2 separate regions of the Homo sapiens genome follow, and region 1 is linked to region 2. Evidence: chromatin loops called from intact Hi-C (ENCODE). Cell type or tissue: gastrocnemius medialis. All regions are shown on one strand. Each heading gives the region's core, and the rest is flanking DNA. Links, peaks and the distances in the headings are about the cores only.

The links. A loop is a pair of places that touch in the nucleus more often than their neighbours do. Peaks named below come from ENCODE experiments on the same cell type or tissue, not always from the same donor. Only the 100,000 strongest peaks of a DNase experiment are listed, where the experiment ranks them.
Region 1: it touches region 2 in a loop (2.7-fold over the local background); 2 of 110 quality-filtered maps call a loop at or near these places.

Annotation. Positions count from the first base shown.
Region 1 is chr3:45,118,062-45,127,781 of GRCh38, forward strand. CDCP1 (CUB domain containing protein 1) reads right to left here. Exons shown (of 9, transcript NM_022842.5): 2 at 351-560. Among named protein-coding and RNA genes, the nearest start is that of CDCP1, 23 kb to the right of the region's middle. RefSeq lists enhancers at 5,916-6,417, 6,418-6,917. In gastrocnemius medialis, for the core only: no CTCF peak of the experiment used is centred there; DNase peaks (open chromatin) are centred at 2,110, 5,270, 5,920, 7,870 and 1 weaker place; H3K27ac peaks cover 7,880 bases.
Region 2 is chr3:45,496,182-45,505,901 of GRCh38, forward strand. It overlaps LARS2 (leucyl-tRNA synthetase 2, mitochondrial), which reads left to right. Exons shown (of 22, transcript NM_015340.4): 14 at 94-192; 15 at 4,261-4,398. All of the region lies in intron 2 of LARS2-AS1 (LARS2 antisense RNA 1), which reads right to left. Among named protein-coding and RNA genes, the nearest start is that of LARS2-AS1, 8.5 kb to the right of the region's middle. In gastrocnemius medialis, for the core only: a CTCF peak has its summit at 3,544 (motif pointing left); DNase peaks (open chromatin) are centred at 560 and 2,080; H3K27ac peaks cover 2,529 bases.

The sequences.
Region 1 (9,720 bases), core at 1,047-9,046, 380 kb before region 2:
CTGTAGTGCTGCCTGAAGAGCCTATGTGCACAGTGGCTAAGTGCAAAGACTTGAAAGCCACAGTACCTGGGTTCTTCTCCTGATCTTCTGCTTACTAGTTGTGCCCACTTAGGCAAGTTCCTCTCTCTGTGAACTTCTCATAGGGCTGTTTTAAAGATTAAACAAATTAAGCTGTGTAACGCATTTAGAACTCTAACTGGCCACATCAGAGCTAAATTAAAAAACTGTAGAGTTTCAGAATAGATCTTAGCTCTCTAGCATTAGAGACTGACTTAGCATGGGAAAGACAGTCAGGGAGGTGTAGAGACATTTAAAAGACATTGTCAAACAGCTCACAAGTGTCTACTTACCAATATTTTTCTGGATCTCTATGACAAAGTGATTCTCAGGACTCTGGCAGCTAAAGGTAAAGACTATTCTTTCTCCAGACTTGATGGACAACATGGTTATATGTCTTTTAGAAATGACGATGTAACAGGGTTTTGCCAGCAGAGTCGGGGTCCCCAGCTTTATGAGAACTGTAATGTTGCTTTCTCGTGGCAGAGCAATCTCAAAAGCTTCTGAAGGAAGGAAGGAAAATGAAGTAAGCAGGATGATTTAGGTCTGCAAACTGCTGTGGTCCCCGACCCCAATCTGGTTCAGAGAGGATGTCCTCTATGACAACTTTGTTCCTTCCCTCCTTTTCTGAGAAGAAGGGTGGTGCAAAATGACAGTTCCGACCTTAGCAATGAAAAAGAACCAGGATGCTGCCAGCTGGTCACTGACATGTGTTTCTTGTTTGGATTATTAATTTTTCTACAAATTGAAAACACTATACCACATTCTAGATGTCTTGAGCAGTATGCTGTTAGATATCCCATCTGAGCAGTATTAAATAACAACCAGAGTAACCACCACACCTTTTCTCAACATGACAGTAGAACAAAGTCTACACACAGAAACCATCCATCATAGGGAGACACATTTATCTGCAAAGAGCTGCTGTCCCTTGCCCTGGGTGCTTTATATGCCCAGCACATACACACATACACACGTACGTACATACATACATATGTATGTACGTATGGTAGTGGGGGCTAGAAAAACATTTGCAGAAATTAGATATAATCATATTATATCAATGAATTTGGAAAGTTAGAGCAAAACAATGCTATTATCTCAGATTGGGGTTTAGAAAAAACACCTGAGCAAACAGTATCAAGCAAGTGAGGTGGGGGTTGGTTATTAAACAGAATTGTACAAATGTCAGAGTAGGGCTCTGGTTCACAAACAAGCCCAATCTCCTTCCCATTTGCTTTGCTTGATTGATTAAGTGCTCTTAGACCAAGAAGGGAGAGCCACTTTCTCCTTAGCTGACACTGCCCCTGCCCTATCTTGGATTCTGATTATGAGTCTCCGGGCAGCTGATGGCCTGGGAACAGCAGATGATGGGAAGATCGTCTGTAGGTAAATCCTGTGGAGGGAGCCTAGGGGCTCACAGTTCATGTAGCACCATGTTCTGGTACAAACAGCTGGTCGGGATCTGTTATCGTGCTGGCACACAAATGGTGCTTGATAAACAGTTAGTGAATGAATAGCAATCTAATCAGAAGCTTTTGTTTCCCATCTATTCTTTTTTCCCTCCTTGTAAAAATTTATTTTTAAAAAATCAACCTTATTGACAGTAATTTACACACATTAAAAAGGACTCACTCATTTTGAGAGTTTTGACAAATGTATACACTCATGTGACCACCACAATCAGGATATACAAATATTTTCCTCACCCTCAAAAGTTCCCTCAGTGCCCCTCTGCAGTCAACCTCCACTCCAAGTCCTAGAAAACTGTCAATGAGTTTGTCCTGCTCTGGACCTTCATGCAAATGGAAGCCTATAGTACTTTCTCTTTTGTAGCTGGCTGCTTCTGCTCAGCATGCTTGTGAGATTCACCCACGCTGCTGCATGGGTCAGTAGTTTCCTCCTTTTTATTGCTGAGTACTATTCCATTGACAGAATAGGCCATGATTTATTTATCCATGCACCTGCTGAATGACATCTGAGTCCTCTTCAGTGTTGGACGAGCCATGTGCTATAATTTTACCATAACTGCTAGCCTGCACAAGACTGGATGTACTTCTGCCAGCTGCCATGAGTGAGCATGCTGTATTCCCACAGCTCAGCAGCTGTATGTGATCACACATTTGGATTTCTGTCACCCTTTTCTTGTGCCTCTCTCTCCATTCTACACTCTGCTCCAACCCCACTGGCCAGCTGCTCCTTACATAGTATGGAAATTGATCTCCCAACCTTATATGAACTGTAAATATTTTCCCCAGTTTATCGTTTGCCTTTTGACCTCACTTAGAATGGTTTTTCAGGTATGAACTTTACCCTCTTTGGGCCTCTGTTCCTTCATTGTAAAATGAAGGGGTGGGGCTAGAATAACTCTACACTCCCTGCCAGCTCTGAGTCTATGACTATTACCTGAGTAAGTAGGAAGCGACTTTGTAACTGGAAGAATTCCCAACTACTGCTCAGAAATGACATATCTCTCTGGGCACCAGGGCACTGCCATGGCCAGTTTTATGACTGCAAGAGTGCTTAGATTTCCATTTTTGGGGCAAAACTTCTTGTCTTTCTGGCTTCTGCGTGTAACCCTCTCCACCTTAGTCACTGTGTTCAGGCCAGTCTTGCCTTCTTTCTTGAACACACCAACCTCTTTCCCACCTCAGGGCCTTTGCACATGCTGGTCCTGACACCAAAAGTGCTTTCTCTAGAAAAAGCTGGCTCCTTGTTGTCATTCCGGTCTCAGCACAAAGGTCACATTTTCAGAGTGGCCTTCCCTGACCAGCCCACCTAAAGTGCTCCCCTCCCCCCACCACTTCAGTCCTCCTGAACCCTGCGCTTGATGTCCGTGAGCTCCTACAGGAGGCAGCAGGAACTTGCCCGTATTTTTTAGTGGTAGCCCCACGACCAAGGCAGTGCCTGATCCCCACGAGGAGACAAAACGTTTTAAGCCCCAAAACAACTCCATATAAAACTATTAGTCCCTGTGTGCTTGTCTTCACCGCATTTAATTTCTCATAGACATACTACCATTCCCATATTTTACTTTCGGCTAATAAATCCTGGCAAGAACAAGGGACTATGCATCTTTTAATTAATAGCTTGAGAGAGAATATATTCTCAGGGGCAGAAGTTTTATTTGCTCAAATGCTTGGTCTTCAAGCAGTGTGGCCATTTAGAATCTTCTGAGGCTGAGGAGTTCCTCAAGATGTCAGATTAAAAATGAATCCAGATCTATGTTCAGAAACCCAGTTGCCAGGTTTATATCTGAGCTGTATATTACAACTCTTGTGTTCTTTTTCTGTAATCATGAAAACGTCTAACTGTGTTATTTGTAAAAAAAATTCTTGGAGCCCTCAGTCTCTCCAAGTTGGGCTAATTCACCAGCAAGTGAAGCTGAGTCCAATCTGAGGCTACAGCCCATCTAGCTATGTTACCAATTTCTTTCTTATTCCCATTTCCCCTTCTGTCAGCTTTTTTATCCTTTATTTAAAAATTCCTGCCCCTATGATCATTATTTTAAATCAGTGCTAGACGCTAAGCAGAGCTGCATTGCCTAAGGCTAGAGATGGGGAGAGGGAATGGAGTACCAGGGGGCAAAGCAGACCGTGCAGGGTGAGGGGACTGTTTTGTATCTTGACGATAGCAGTGATTACACCTTGTATACAAATGCCAAAATTCATCAAACTGTACACTTAAAATTGATGATGTTTATTTTATGTAAGCTATACCTTAATAAAAAGAAAAAGTGTTCAAAAGATCATGTTTTCACACAAAGTAGGCATGTAATAAATTAATAAAAGAATAATCATTACCACAGTTAAAATATGGTTTAATAATATTTTGGGGGAAGCCTAGGTATATGTAATATTTTAAATCTCTTTAACTTAGATTCAGAGAAGACCAAAGCTGATCTCACCAAAATCTCTCCACTCAGTTCTTCTCTGTTGTTTGGCCAGGTTAGTACCCAAAATAATTCTGGGTATATGGCAAGGTATTCTTTTATAATGACAGTCAAAGAAAAATGTATAATCTGTATTTTTTTTTTTTTTTTTGAGACGGAATCTCACTCTGTTGCCCAGGCTGGAGTGCGGTGGCGCAACCTCGGCTCACTGCAACCTCCGCCTCCTGGGCTCAAGCTATTCTCCTGCCTCAGCCTCCCGAGTAGCTGGGACTAAAGGCATGTGCCACCACGCTCAGCTAATTTTTGTATTTTTAGTAGAGCTGGGGTTTCACCATGTTGGCCAAGCTGGTCTTGAACTCCTGACCTCAGGTGATCCACCCACCTCAGCCTCCCAAAGTGCTGGGATTACAGGCGTGAGCCATTGTGCCCAGCCAGAAAAATGTATAATCTCTTTTAGAAATTTTTTTTTGAGACAGAGTTTCCCTCTGTTGCCCAGGCCGGAGTGCAATGGCGTGATCTTGGCAACCTCTGCCTTTGGGACTCAAGTGATTCTCGTGCCTCAGTCTCCCGAGTAGCTGGGACTACAGGTGTGCCACCACGCCTGGCTAATTTTTGTATTTTGTAGTAAAGAGGGGGTTTCACCATGTTGGCTGGGCTGGTCTTGAACTCCTGGCCTCAAGTGATTTGCCCACCTCGGCCTCCCAAAGTGCTGGGATTACAGGTGTGAGCCACTGCACCTGGCCTAGAAATTCATTTTTTAAAGAATTTTGGAAATGATGTATTCATTCGACAAACATTTTCTGGGTTCATAATCTATTCTAGGGACACACTTGGTGCAAATGACTTAATGATAAAAACAGCCAGAGTCCCTGCCCTTAGGGAATTAATAGCCTAGACTAAGGGCCTACAAATGGTCTGTGATAAAGTTCTAAGCCCTAGTAGGTATAACAAGGGCTCTGGGAATCTGTACTGGTCTATGCTGAGACGTAGGGATTTTTTTTTTTTTGGTCCATGGTGAGAAGTAGGGATTCGCTTTTACTTTTTTTTCCATATGGAGAGCCCATTGTTCCAACTCTAAGCGTTGAATATACCAGTCCTTCCTTCATGAATTACTAATGCTACTTCTGTTGTTTCTATTTTTTATTTATGGTCTTTCACACAAACTCATTTTGCAATCAAGGAAGATGAAACCTTACGAGGGTTAAATGACTCACTCCTGGTAGATGTTTAACGTCTTAATATGTTTCTTTGCCCTGGCTGAGATGATCAACCCAGCACGTTCTACTGTCCAGCTGTAGTTTGTAACTATTCTTTGGTATACCAGACCAGAGAATTTGGGCTTGAGTAATCCCCCACCTGGTGTCCAGCTCATAGTTCAGAGGAAACAACTAAGCTAAAGACACATGATAGGCAAAGCTGAATTTAGCTACCTTTCCAACAGGAGGAGATGACTTATATTATAGGCTCTTTTCTAGGGTCACAGCCAAGGACACATCACTCACATGGCTGTCATTTTTAATGATCCCCCTCATCCTAACTGATAAATAAGTTAGCTAGAAGGGGTGAACAGGAGCAAGAAGATAATGATTCAACACCTTGTACATACTTGAAATGTGGACTCTCTCCTGACCCCCACCAATTCTGCCACTCTGGAGGCATTTATTTCGCTGCAATAAAAACAGTGGTAAAATCCCCACTGCTTAAGTAGAGTAACTTGTCAGCTCATTTGATCACAAATGCTTGGATCACATCTCTTTCTTTTGCCTCCCCAGGAATTTGGTATTTCATTGGTCTAATATTTCAGAAAATCATTACCCAGGTTCAGAGAAACTTAGAAATGCTCCAGATTCTGGTGTGACTTTGAGGCTTTATGGGCTGAAAGGCATCCAAGCTTTCACTAGAGCAGTGCATGGGCTCCTGGGCTTAGGGCATTTGGAAAAGCTTACAAGGCACAGGCTTGGGCTCCTGAGTCACACACAGCTCTTTTCTTCAGCTCTCCTGCCTCCTGACCTCTCCTTATTAGGACACCTTTGTGAGCATCTGCCTCACCAGCTCCTTCCTGGGCAGGCAGGGTTGGGGGAAGAATTTCCATTTGTTTTAATCATCATTCATGATTCACCATTCATTAATCACCATATCACACATCCCTGTTATTTCTTCTCCCTGCCATCCTATTTCTTTGCAATTCTCGATTCTAGTAAGGGAAACTAATGTAGGGGAGGGAATTCCAGGTGATAAACACCGGAAGTCATTTTTCTCCCAGATCTGTCAAATACAGTTTAAAAGACTGGCAAAATAACTGGCAACCCGTCTAAAATTTGTAGACGAATTGGAACAAGTTGCCTCAATTCTGGGTGTGGTTGCCTGTGGGACTCGGCTCTCATTCACCTTCTCTGTCCAAGGAAGATGGACTGAGCAGCTCCCAGCCAGGGCTGGGCTCAGCCTAGGCACCAGGAGATACATATTAAGATGCATGGTGCCCTGGAGGAGTGCCCAGGATGCCAAGGGAGGCAGACTCAGAAACCAAGAAGTTTGTGGCTGCTCAGTCACGGCTTGCATGTGAGTCAGGTTCCACTTATGGCCAAAATAGCCCTGTCCTCTCTTAGGAAGAGGTCACATTGCAGACCAACATTCCATTCTCAACAAGTCCAGCAGCTGGTGTTTCCTCCATCCATGGAGCAGATCCCTGCTTTTCAGACTGAGCATCAGATAAGTCGTGATATGCTTTTAGGGGCCAGGTTTGCAAAATACGTTTCATTAAATTGTGGATGTGCACACCATGGGAGCCCCAGGATGTCCAGCAGATTGGCAAGTTTATACCCTACCTCATATCCACCCCAAGGGGACACACACACCATTGCAATGATTTCTCCCAACCTTTATTCCCTGCAGGGAGCGAGTGTTGAATTCACACACATTGAATGAACATTTGCCTGTCTGTTCATTAGACCCAAATAGTAATTTTAGGACACCAGGGAACTTCAAGGTACTCTGAAGACATTGAGGGTCTGCTATCAACCATCTGGGGGTGGTGGTCAAGGAGGGCTTCACAGAAGGCGTATGACTTAAGATGGGTCTAAAAGAATGGATATGAGTGTGCCAACCAGGAACTGTGAGATGACTGTCAGGAAGGACAGATGGAAGGAATAGCAGGTGCAAAGATGCCAAGATATGAAAATCATGGCTTCCTTGGAGCCACTCTGGGGAGTTTGATTTGGCCAGAGTTTTGTTTGGGTGGGTAGAGGAGGCTGGAGAAGTGGGAAAGGGCTTGGTTGTTGGCCACGGAGTTTGGGCTTCACCCACTGGGACCAGCACACCTTAGCAGCTTGGTGTGGTGGTGAAGAGTACAGATTCTAGAATCAAACTGTCTAGGGTCAATTCCCGGCACTACCACTCACCCAGATGTGCTTCCTTGGGCAAATTCCTTAGCTTCTTGGTGCCTCACTTTCCTCATCTGCAAACAGGATAATAATGAAATTCCTGTAAGGCCTAAATGAGTTAATACCTACAAAGTGCTTAGAATGGTGCCAGGTAGTCAATCAATATTGGCTGTTAGTATTGTTGATATTATCAATGATAGCATATTACAACTACTACTAGCAGCGATGGGGCACCATTGAAGGGTGCTAAGCAGACAACTATAGCAGCAGTTTGGCTCTGAGTCTAAAGCCTACAGTCCTGGCTGGCTGGGTGGGGACTACGTAAGGCAGGCAAAGCACTGAAGAGGCAAACCTTAAGGAGGCACTCACTGTCAGGGCAGTGCCACTTAAGGAAGCAAGTATGAGTGCCTCCTTAAATTCTGCACACCTTATCTGCCTCACCTAGCCATGGCCCTGGCCCTGATCATTGGCTATTAATAGGCCCTTCTACATGTTGACTCATGTGACTCCAGCACCCTCACTGAGACCAGAGAAGTGACCTCCCTTCTCCAAGTTTGCTGAACTCAGGAGGCAGCTGGGACATTCTGGTTCAACCCTGGCACCTCTGCAGTCTCCACCCACCCAGGGTACCACAATGAGCTGCCCTCATAGAAGCTGCCAAGGCTGGTCAAGTTACCTAGCAGAAGAGGAGCAACTGCTGCCATTCTTTGTCTCTCTCTCTTTCTTTCTTTCTTTCTTTCTTTCTTTCTTTCTTTCTTTCTTTCTTTCTTTCTTTCTTTCTTTCCTTCTTTCTCTCTCTCTCTCTTTCTTTCTTTCCTTCCTTCCTTCTTTCTTTCCTTCCTTTCTTCCTTCCTTCCTTCTTCTCTCTCTCTCTCTCTGTTTCTTTTTTTTGTCTACCCTGGAGGTGACAGAAACTGCCATTCTTATTAAGTGAATGCAGTTGTTGGCTGATTCCAGGAAGTGGGGAGTCACCTCCAACAGAATTCATTCTAACAGTGCCTGCTGTGGGAGGGGTGGGGGTGCCAGATAGTCACATCGCCAAACTTGGAGTCTTCCTAGTCCAGTGGACCTGAGGCAGTGAGGCCTAAAGGCATAGAGAGACAACTGGTTTAGACACTCAAAATCCACGTGTCATTGACTTGGCCGGGTCCATTTACAGACTGGTAAATTGAGGTGTAAGTCTTGCCAACAACAGGAAGACCACTGATCTGCCTACCTGGAAATAGTTCATTTCCACCTTCACATAAGAAAGAACTAGAACATGAATTGCCATTTCAAGGGCTAATCATTCTCTCTTGGATGGGAGAAAAACCTTTGGAATCTAGACACCAGGCCTGTCTAAATAGTAACAACAACAAACATTTAATGATTCCTTAATATTAGGCAGCCCCGTGCATATGTTTATAAATATTTATAAATCCCCACAACCACTCCATAAAGTAGGTTCTAATATTAAACCCCATTGTACAGATGAAGAAACTGAGGCTTGGGTAGGTTAAGTAATGTACCCAGGCATATATGATTAATAAGAGGTAGAGACAAGTTTTGTGTCCCAGCTCTGACACCGGTGCCCGGGGCATGATAAATGACTATTCATCAGAGCTAGCCCCGCCCGAAGAACTCCACACACAACCAGGAACTTTCTGATGATGGTGCGTTGTTCTTACCAACAAAGTCAATCAAGGTAGAATGAAGTATTTCCAAGCTGCTGGCTTTCTAGGATATCAAAAGGAAAACATATTTGTTTTAAATGGTCCAACAAGCACACTGTATTACTGCAAATCCTCCTTCATGTCAAAGTAATTTGAAAGTATAGTTGGAATTTAAGCTTAAGATTTAAATTCCACAGAATTTGAAATGTTTGGGGCGTGGTTGTTCTTTTGTATTGTTCTTTTTTGGCAGTGCCAGGTGTAAGGTTCTAAGAAAGGGAACTGGCATGGTTCCACTGCTGATGGCTCCACAGCTTCATGAGGTCTGCCCGGGGGGTGTGGGCATGGGAAGTTAATGTGGCTGAGTTAGTGGCAAAAGAAAAGCAGCCATGATTCTAGAACAAAGCACTGGGAATGAAAGGCCAGTGCCAAGTTTTAGCAGAAAAGCATGCTATAGAAGCCCTGGCCTGCAGGACTCACTTCTCTAGACAGCTGTCAATGAGACTCATGGGAAAATCCGATGCAAGTTTGAGTCAATTTCAACCAGGCTTCTGCTTTGGCTTCACAGGAAATGCTTCTTCCTAAAAGAGACCTCCACCTGTCCTTCTGGGTATCTGAGCTGTAAAGCCTTTCATCCACTGGTTTGGAAGTCAAGTAGGACCTGCCAGGACCTGCCAATTCCCATTCCCCACCCCACTCCTTCCACCTTATTCCCATGGCTGGTTTCAGGAAAGAGCCTGTC
Region 2 (9,720 bases), core at 509-8,508:
TTAAATTCATACTTATAGCTCTCTCAAAAGCTGATGGAAAACTGCATTAAAATTTAAAAAGAAACCAATTGATGAATTTCATTTCTTTCTTAGGTGCAAGGGAGCAGCCAAGAGAGAGACAGACACGATGGATACCTTTGTTGATTCTGCTTGGTACTACTTCAGATACACTGACCCTCATAATCCACACAGGTAAAACGTCCCTGCTGATGTCTTTGAGCATTTGTCAGTGTGGCTCCTCCTAGAAGCAAAGACCAAGATGGAATTAGACATGCAAGAGATTTCTTGGGGGGAAATGCCTGTGCAGATTAAAGGGGAGAAGAGGAGGAGTGGGCAGAGAGTGCTCTTAGACCACGATGGAGCTGTGACAGGTGTGAAAGGAGAAGGGAAAGGAAGGAGGATCAGGTGGAGGAGCCTCAGCCCACAGCACAACTCTGAGAAAGCCTCGACCTGGCCAGTGGGAAGGCCCAAGCAAAGCTTGTCCATTAGAGTCTTACAGTCAGGCTAAAATGGCTCTGCTCCAGCCCCTCCCTCTACTCTCCTGGGAGCAGCCTGGGAGAGCAACATGGGCTGGCAGGAACACACCAGAGTGGGTCCACAGATGCAGCAGCTGGAAGCTGTCAGTCAACTGTGCACCTCGGAACAGGCTCTCTTAAAGGGAGAGTGCTACATCATTAAGTTAGATTATTCACAGCCAAGTAAATCCCAAGTACAACACAAATACAAAACGGAAAAAGAAGGAAATGCTACTGTGATACCCTCCTTGCAGTGAACTGCATTTGTATGATTGTAAAGATGTAATGTTATTTATTTAACTGAAAAGAATAATGTAACTCTACAGAGAAGGTAGCAGGTAGGGAGGGTGAGACCGCTAAGAAGCCTCACCTCTTACTACATAGTAGATCATTTCCTAAATTGATAAATCAATAAAGAGTATAAACATGTTTTTTTTTTTCAATAATTGCTGGGAGAAACAACCAAAAGAATTAAAAGTGGCTAAGAGACAGGCCTGAGGCAAGGAAAGAATTGGGGCTGGAGACCACTGTTTTTCATTGTAAATCTTTCAGTACCATTTTGATTTTTAAGCTGTATTCATGTGTTTATTTGAACCCCGCCCCCCCCAAAAAAAGAAACAAATTAAGGAAAAGAGAGCAGTAGGTAGCCTTATAAAGAGAGAGAATGAGAACCGAAAGAAACTCTTCCAGAGCCCAGGAAAAAACACAGCATTGTGCTTAAAAGGGCCTTGCCTAATTGCTCTTGTCCATGGCAGAAACATTCTGGAACCCTGTTGCCTACATATAAAATATGCCTCCCTATTCTTCGTGGTTCTAAAATAATATCTTTCTAGTGAGACAGATACTCCTGCCCTCACCCTGCCAGAATTTCAACCTGCAGTGTTGTGATTCTGTAATTTGAGTTCATATCAGATATAAGGGGGATCCTTGTCAGGCATGGTGGCTCACGCCTGTAATTCCAGCGCTTTGGGAGGCCGAGGCAGGCTGATCACCTGAGGTCAGGAGTTGGAGACCAGCCTGACTAACATGGCAAAACCCCAACTCTACCAAAAATACAAAAATTAGCTGGACACGGTGGCACGCACCTGTAATCCCAGCTACTCAGGAGTCTGAGACAGGAGAATCGCTTGAACCCGGGAGGCAGAGGTTGCAGTGAGCTGAGCTCGTGCCACTGCACTCCAGCCTGGGCAACAAAGTGAGACTTCCTCTCAAAAAAAAAAAAAGAAAAAAAAGAAATGAGGGGGATCCTGAGTGAAAGACACCCTGCAAAGGCAGGAAGGGTGCAAGGTGACGACTGTGGCTGGGAACCACCAGCATGGCCTTCTCTGGCCCACAGAGGGGCTCCCCTTCAGGGCCTTCCCTCTATAAGGGGCCATTGGTGCATTTCATGTAGTAACAACTGGCTTAGAATGCAAGTGAGGTCAGGCTCTTTCCTTTCTCAGAGTGCTTCAAAGGAAAGCCTTCACACAGATGAGAGAGACCTCAAGTTACCGTGGCGGGAGAGACATCCTGAGACCGTCACAGCCCCCAGTTTGTGAACAGCAGTGAGCACTTCATTTCCCTCATGACACACTGTAGTTAGCTTCAGCCCCAGCACGAGTTCTTCCTGGGGTGGTTTCCTGAGTGGATCATAAATCTGAGCTGTAGCTACTTTCAACATTTCACTCCTTAATATATCCCAAACTTGTTTTCCGGCCAAATACCATCCTTCACTTTCCTTTCTTTTCTGTCGCCTGGATTGGCAGTTGAATTTCTTTAGGGAACTGTTTTTCACGAAGAAAAAAAGTGTTTTTTAAAAATTTTATCAGAATTCTGGTACAGTGACTGGAGAACACCAAACTATATTAAGATGCAAATATGTGGTGGTAGCCAGGCTCTTTTTTCTAGCCTCAAAGCTGAAGCCAGCCAAGTCTATCCTGGGGAAAAAGGTGGCTTGAGGTGTCAGGGAACCAATTCACAAATATTCGAAGTCCTCCAAAGGCAAAGGTTTGCTTGATTGGCTGACCTCAAGGGACGGCATTACCTTGGCAACACAGAGGTCTGTCGCCAGCCAGTGCTGCCCCTCCCACCGAAGGTCCCAGCCAGAAAATGGAAATGACATTTCCTTTCCTCTCCAGTGTCCTTTAGGACCCAAGAGTATGAGAAAGCCTTTCTATTAGTATCTGTTAGGTGAGAGTTATTGGGCTATTATATGACAAGTCACCTTAAATATGTTGCATCGCATTCAGTAAGCAATATACAGTCTCTAGCTGAGTATATTTTCAGACTGCTTTAAAAAATAAAATCAAATTTCTATTTTAAAATAAACATTTACAGCTGGGGCACAGTGGCTCACATGTGTAATCCCATAACTTGGGGAGGCCGAGGCAGGAAGATGACTTGAGGCCAGGAGTTCAAGACCAGCTGGACTGAACGTAGCAAGACCTCGTCTCCATAAAAAATGTTTTAAAAAAATTAACTGATGGCCAGGTGCAGTGGCTCACACCTGTAGTCCCAGCACTTTGGGAGGCCGAGTTAGGCAGATCACCTGAGGTCAGAAGTTCAAGATCAGCCTGACCAACATGGCAAAACCCCATCTCTACTAAAAATATAAAAATTAGCCTGGTGTGGTGTCAGGCATCTGTAATCCCAGCTACTCAGGAGGCTGAGGCACAAGAATAGCTTGAACCCTGGAGGCGGAGGTTGCAGTGAGCCGAGATCACGCCCCTGCAACCGAGCCTGGGTGACAGAGCGAGACTCCGTCTCAAAAAGAAAATTAAAAAAAAAAAAGAAAAAATTAGCTGGGCAGAGTGGTGTGTGTCTGTAGTCCTAGATACTTGGGAGGTTGAGGCTGGAAGATCGCTTGAGCCCAGGAGTTGGAGGCTGCAGTGAACTATGATTGTGCCACTGCGCTCCAGCGTGGGTGACCAAGCAAGACCCAAACTTTAATAAAGAAAAAAAAATGTTTTTTAATGTGAAAATAAATTAATAAATAAACATTTAGTATCTGCATGTTAATCTTCATTGTAAATACCACATTGCCCTCTATTGGTAGGAACTCTGACATCTCAATTGTGTAATCATAATAATAAAAATTAAAGTGAATCTAGATATTCAAGGTGCATTGTAGCAAGATGCCTTTTTTTGCTGGTATGTTTTCCTTTTGTCCTCATTTTATATGCAAATTGCTTTTGTTGAAATATGTCAGTAATATCTTCTGTAACCATTTTTATAATTTCATAAATTAACACTTACCTGACTTTTTTCTTTTTTATTATATAAGCTTTTCTCATATATATATTTTTGTTTGTTTGTTTGTTTGTTTGTTTGTCTGTTTTGTTTTTGAGACAGAGTCTCACCCTGTTGCCCAGGCTGGAGTGCAATGGCACGATCTTGGCTCACTGCAACCTCTGCCTCCCGGGTTCAAGTGGTTCTCCTGCCTCAGCCTCCTGAGTAGTTGGGATTACAGGTGCCCACCACTACAACTGGCTAATTTTTGTATTTTTAGTAGAGATGGGGTTTCGCCATGTTGGGCAGGCTGGTCTCGAACTCCTGACCTCAGGTGAGCCACCTGCCTCGGCCTCCCAAACTGCTGGGATGACAGGCATGAGCCACCGCGCCCGGCCTTCTCTTATATTTTAAAAAAATCATTGTTATTCCCTGATACGGTTCATTTCAGGGCATATGCATATTACAATAGGCCTGTTTAATTTACACAATTGTGGCAAAGCAGGTTTTTAAAAATGCCTCCATCTCTTTTTTACAGCCCTTTTAACACAGCAGTGGCCGATTACTGGATGCCTGTGGATTTGTACATTGGAGGGAAAGAACATGCCGTCATGCACTTGTTCTATGCAAGATTCTTTAGTCATTTTTGCCATGATCAAAAAATGGTTAAACATAGGTAAGCACTTATACTGCTTTGCAAAATAATTGAGTTCCATGAATAGCAACTTTAAGCAGGTGTCAGTTCTTCTGAAGCAAGGTAAATGCATGTAGTAGAATACTAGTTTTCTAGTATGCTTTAGAGGTTGTCAACCTTAATCATTTGAGGTCCATTTATATTGCGTAGTCAGTTCTGGCATGTGATGTTGCATGCTTGCATAGAACCTAGCCTTCAGTGCTTCTCTGTTTAACTGAGTTAAGTAATTAAGAATTGTACCTGTGAGGCAGAGAGGAGTGGCCCATAGTGTTTTATAGCATCTCATGTGAGGTCATGCTTATCACCCAGTCCTTCCATGTCAGCTCTTGTTCCTAAGCTTGGCTGAATCCCACCTTGATGCATCCCTCTAAAAAATGTATAGAGTGGATTTGAAATAGAGAATCACATTGTAAAAACATCAGTAAATTCTTTTCCTGTTGGCCTATTGTAACCCTTTCCTCATAATGTTCAGAAAAATGTGTGTGTACTTTTCCCCATGAAACGTATCATATATAAAAATTACATATTTAATGTATTTAAAGAATGGTACAACACATTAAATATGGAATTTTTATATATGAACATACATGCCCCACTCCTCAGTTTAAGAAACAGAGTATTTCAGGTACCTTAGAATCCCCAAGGTGCCCCCTCCAATTGTGTATCGCTCTTCTACGCCCACCACCTCGCCCCTAGCTAATACCGATCCCAGATTTTTAATTCCTCACTTTCTTGCTTTTCTTTATAAATGTATCGTTTCTGCATGTATTTTTAAACTATATATTGTCTGGTTTTCCTGTGTTTGAACTTTACATAGGTAGAATTATATTTCAGGTATTCTGTCTTGCTTTCCTCACTCAACAGTTTTTTGAGATTCAGCAGTGCTGACGGATGAAGTTATATTTCATTCCTGTTTCACTGCTGCGTGATATTCCATTATATGGAATGAAACTTCCAAAATAGAACTCAGTTTATGTATCATACCACCATTAATGGTGGTTGGACTGTTTTGTGCAATTATGAACAAAACTGCTATGAACCTTCTTGCACGTGGTTCCTGACATATGCGTCACCATTTCTTTAAAATGTGTACCTAAGAGTAGAATTGCTCGATTGTAGGATACGCACGTGTTCAACTGTCTTGAGAAACACCAAACTGTTTTCCATAGTGATTACCTAAGCCTATACTCCCACTAGTAGAAATGAGGGATCCGATCACTCTACGTCGTCATCAACATTTTGTACTATCCAACTTTTAAATTTCACCAAACCAGTGGGTATATAATGGGTCACGTTGTGAGTTAAATTTGAATTTCAAGACACCGATTTTTTTTTAATTTTTTAATTTTTAATTTTTGCAGGTACATAGTAGGTGTATATTTATGGGGTACATGAGATATTTTGGTATGGGCATGCAATGCATAGTAATCACATCATGGAAAGTTGGGTATCCATTCCTTCAAGCATTTATCCTTTGTGTTACAAACAATCCAATTATACTCTTTTAGTTATTTTTAAATGTTTAATTAAGTTATTGTTGACTATAGTTGATTTCTTAATGAAGTTTATCATGTTTCATAGGTTTATGAATCTCTGTGATCAAATCCCTGTTTGTATCCTATGCTTTTATTTTTTCTAGATCGTTTCTCTTTTATTGATTTGTAAGGGGTTCTTTAAATATTCTTGATACTAATCCTTTTTCAGCTATATGTATTGCAAGTAGTTTTTTCTAGTTCTTGGCTTGTCTTGTTTTTATGGCATCTTTTGATGAACAGAAACTCTTAATGTAGTAAAAATTAATAATCTTTCCTTTATGGCTACTGCTTTCGGTGTGTCAGTACTGTTAATGGAATAGTCCATCCTTTTCCCCACTGATCTGTAGTGCCCTCTCCATCATAAATCAAGTTGTCATATATCCCAGGGCTTATTGATAGGATCTTTATTCTGGGACTACAGGCGCCCACCAGCACGCCCAGCTAATTTTTGTATTTTTAGTAGAGATGGAGTTTCACCATGATGGGCAGGCTGGTCTCAAACTTCTGACCTCAAGTAATCCGCCTGCCTCGGCCTCCCGAAGTGCTGGGATTACAGGCATGAGCCACTGTGCCCAGCCAATTTCTTTATAGCTATCTTCCAGTTTCTAATTGTCTCTCTGTCTCTATCTGCTGATTAACCCATTCTTTGAGTTTTTTTATTTTAATTATTCTTCATTTCTAGAAGTTCTAGGTTTTTAAATTTTCCTTTATGATTTTTGTAGTATTTTCATGGTATCTTTTAAGACTTTATTTTCTAAAATAGATTAAACATACTATTTTATATTATCTGATAATTCTTTATCTAATGTCATTATGGGTCTGTTTAGTCATTTGTTGTTTCTGCTGTTCTCACTCATGATGCCTAGTTCTTTGGGGGATGGGGTGCAAGGGGTGTTTTAACTGACCTTATATTTCTTGAACCCTTTTTTTTTTGTAGGAACTCTTTGGAACCTCTCTGCTAGAGGTGATTTTGTGTTAGCTTCTCCCTGTTGCCTGGAGATGCTACCAATCCAAGATCACTTTAAACTGAATTTTCTGCTTGAGGTTTTTAGGACCATATAGGTAATACGAATACAGTCCCAAACCCACATGAGGGTCAACTTCTGTCTACAGATTCTCAGGAGAAATACTTTTCTTTCCTCCTATACATCACCATGGTCAAGATAGGCAAGTTTCCTTGTTTGTCTCTTCTAACCACAGGTTTATTTCTAGTTCATTGATGATTTCTGGTTCAGTGACGATTCCTGCCTTGTTTGAGATCTTCTTCTAGACTCCCAAGGTTGCTTAGGCTTTAGGTTTGGTGTCCCATCTTTTGTGTACCATGCCATGCACAAACATTTATGATCACAGGGGTTCTATAGCTATGCCCAGGGTGGAAGCTGGCTTCAGTAACTGTGTTTTCCTAAGTTGGGTTTGGTTTGGTTTTGCCAGCTCAAATGTATTTTATACTCCAACTGACTTTTTCACTTGTTTTTCATCAGGACAATAATTCAGGCTCTCTTGTCTGCTGTATTACCAGAAGCATAATTGCTGGATTTTTTTTTTCAGTTGTTGTTATGTTGTTTTTCTGTTTGTTTGTTTACTACAACATCCTTTAGAATATTTTTTAATTACAGAGAAGGAAAGGGGGGAAATATCTGATTATTTCCCTATCCAGATAACCCATGTTGACAATTTAAAAAAAAGTAATACATGTCTAAACCATTTTGTAACTACACAGAAAGTGAACATTGTTGTCTCCCTCCCTGCACGCCACTCTTTAGCCCTTTCCTCGACTTTTAGGTTTCTTTTTATTTCTGCCAGGAAAATATTTTGCCTATCCCCACGTGTGTTTTTATTGATATAGTCATTTTAAATGTTGCTTATATTGCATACATGTCCTTTGCTTCTTTGACCTAATAATGTAGCTTGGTGGTCTTTCCATATCAGCACAAACAGATATCACATTCTTTTTAATGTAGGCATAGTATTCCCTCATATGGATATACCATAATTTATGTAAGCGGTCACCTATTCTTCCAATTACTATTTTTTTTTAAGTCCAGTGATCCTCTTTATTATACGCTTAGCAAATAATTGGGAGCATATATGTAGGCTCAAGTCCTAACACTGGGGAATTCTGGGTCAAAAAATATGTGTCTTTAAAATTTTGATAGATAGAAAAATATTACTTTTAAAACTTTTGAAATGCAGACAGAAACCCATTTTCATTACAATGAAGCACATTGAAAGCTCCTTCCCTTCACTTAACCCTCGGACCAGATGGCCGACTCTGCACATGCATGCATGGATTAAAAGAAGTCTACTGTACAGAAAATTAATTTAGGGTCTAAATTAAATGCTTAAAATAAATTTATTCTCATCAGCCCCAGAGACCTTCATGTATGAAAATAAACTGGTCTGCATCAGAAGGACACTAAAAACATTAACAGCATTACTCCTCACATAAACAAATTTGTTAAAGTGTTTGTACTTTAGGTTCTAGAATTTGCCAGTTCTGCTTTGCATTTCTTATGTCTGGAAACTAATTTACCTAACTAGATAAAGATTGTCATTGATAATGGGAATTGTGTCCTGTTACTGTCATGGTCTCACAGATACTACACATTTTTAGTGTTTTTTTTGTTTTGTTTTGTTTGTTTTTTTTTTTAAGAAATTGAGTTTAGGTTGGATGTGATGGCTCACACCTGTAATCCCAGCACTTTGGGAGGCCAAGGCGGGTGGATTGCTTGAGGTCAGGAGTTCGAGACCAGCCTGGCCAACATGGTGAAACCCCATCTCTACTAAAAATACAAGAATTAGCCGAGCATGGTGGCATGCGCCTGTAGCCCCCAGCTACTAGGGAGGCTGAGGCACGAGAATTGCTTGAACCTGGGAGGCGGAGGCTGCAGTGAGCCAAGATCGTGCCACTGCACTCCAGCTTGGGTGACAGAACAAGACTCTGTCTAAAAATTAAAAAAAAAAGCAAAGAAAAGAAAAAGAAATTGAGTTTAATCCCTTGAAACAAACAGATAAAAGTTTATATTCTTCAGAGGAAATGTTCTCCAGTTCATGCAGTTGTGCACACCTATGTTCTTAGCTACTCCAGAAGCTGAGATTGAGGCTGAGGCGGGAAGATTACTTGAGCCCAGGAGCTTGATTCCAGCCTGGGCAACATAGGAATACCCTGTTTCTAAAACAAAACAAGAAACAAAGGAAATATCCTCCATGGGCTAGAGAGAATTGATTCAAACTTAAGTTAAAAACCAAATACAACTTGAGAAACATCTCAGGCCAGGCGTGGTGGTTCATGCTTATAATCCCAGCACTTTGGGAGACCAAGGTGGAAGGATCACTTTAGGCCATGAGTTTGAGACCAGCCTAGGCAACGTAGTGAGACTCCATCTGTTAAAAAAAAAAAAAAAATTAATGAGCCAGGTGTGGTGGTGCACACTTGTAGTCCCAGCTACTTGGGAGTCTGAGGCAGCAGAATTACTTGAGTCCAGGAGTTCAAGGCTGCAGTGAGCCATGATTGCCACTGCACGCTAGCCTATGCAACAAAGTAAGACACTGCCTACAAAAAAAAGTTGGGGGAATAGCTCCTTCTTATGTAGGTCTGGAAACAAAGACCATATGTAAGTGATTTCTAGCTCCTTAACAGTAGAGCATATTTCTGCCAGTTTCTGAATGATTTTTTATGGAAGTATTCAATCAGTAAATTATTCAATGGCCAAGTATCCTAAGGTATAGGACAGGGTCTGACTATTTTTATGACTTATTTACAATAGTT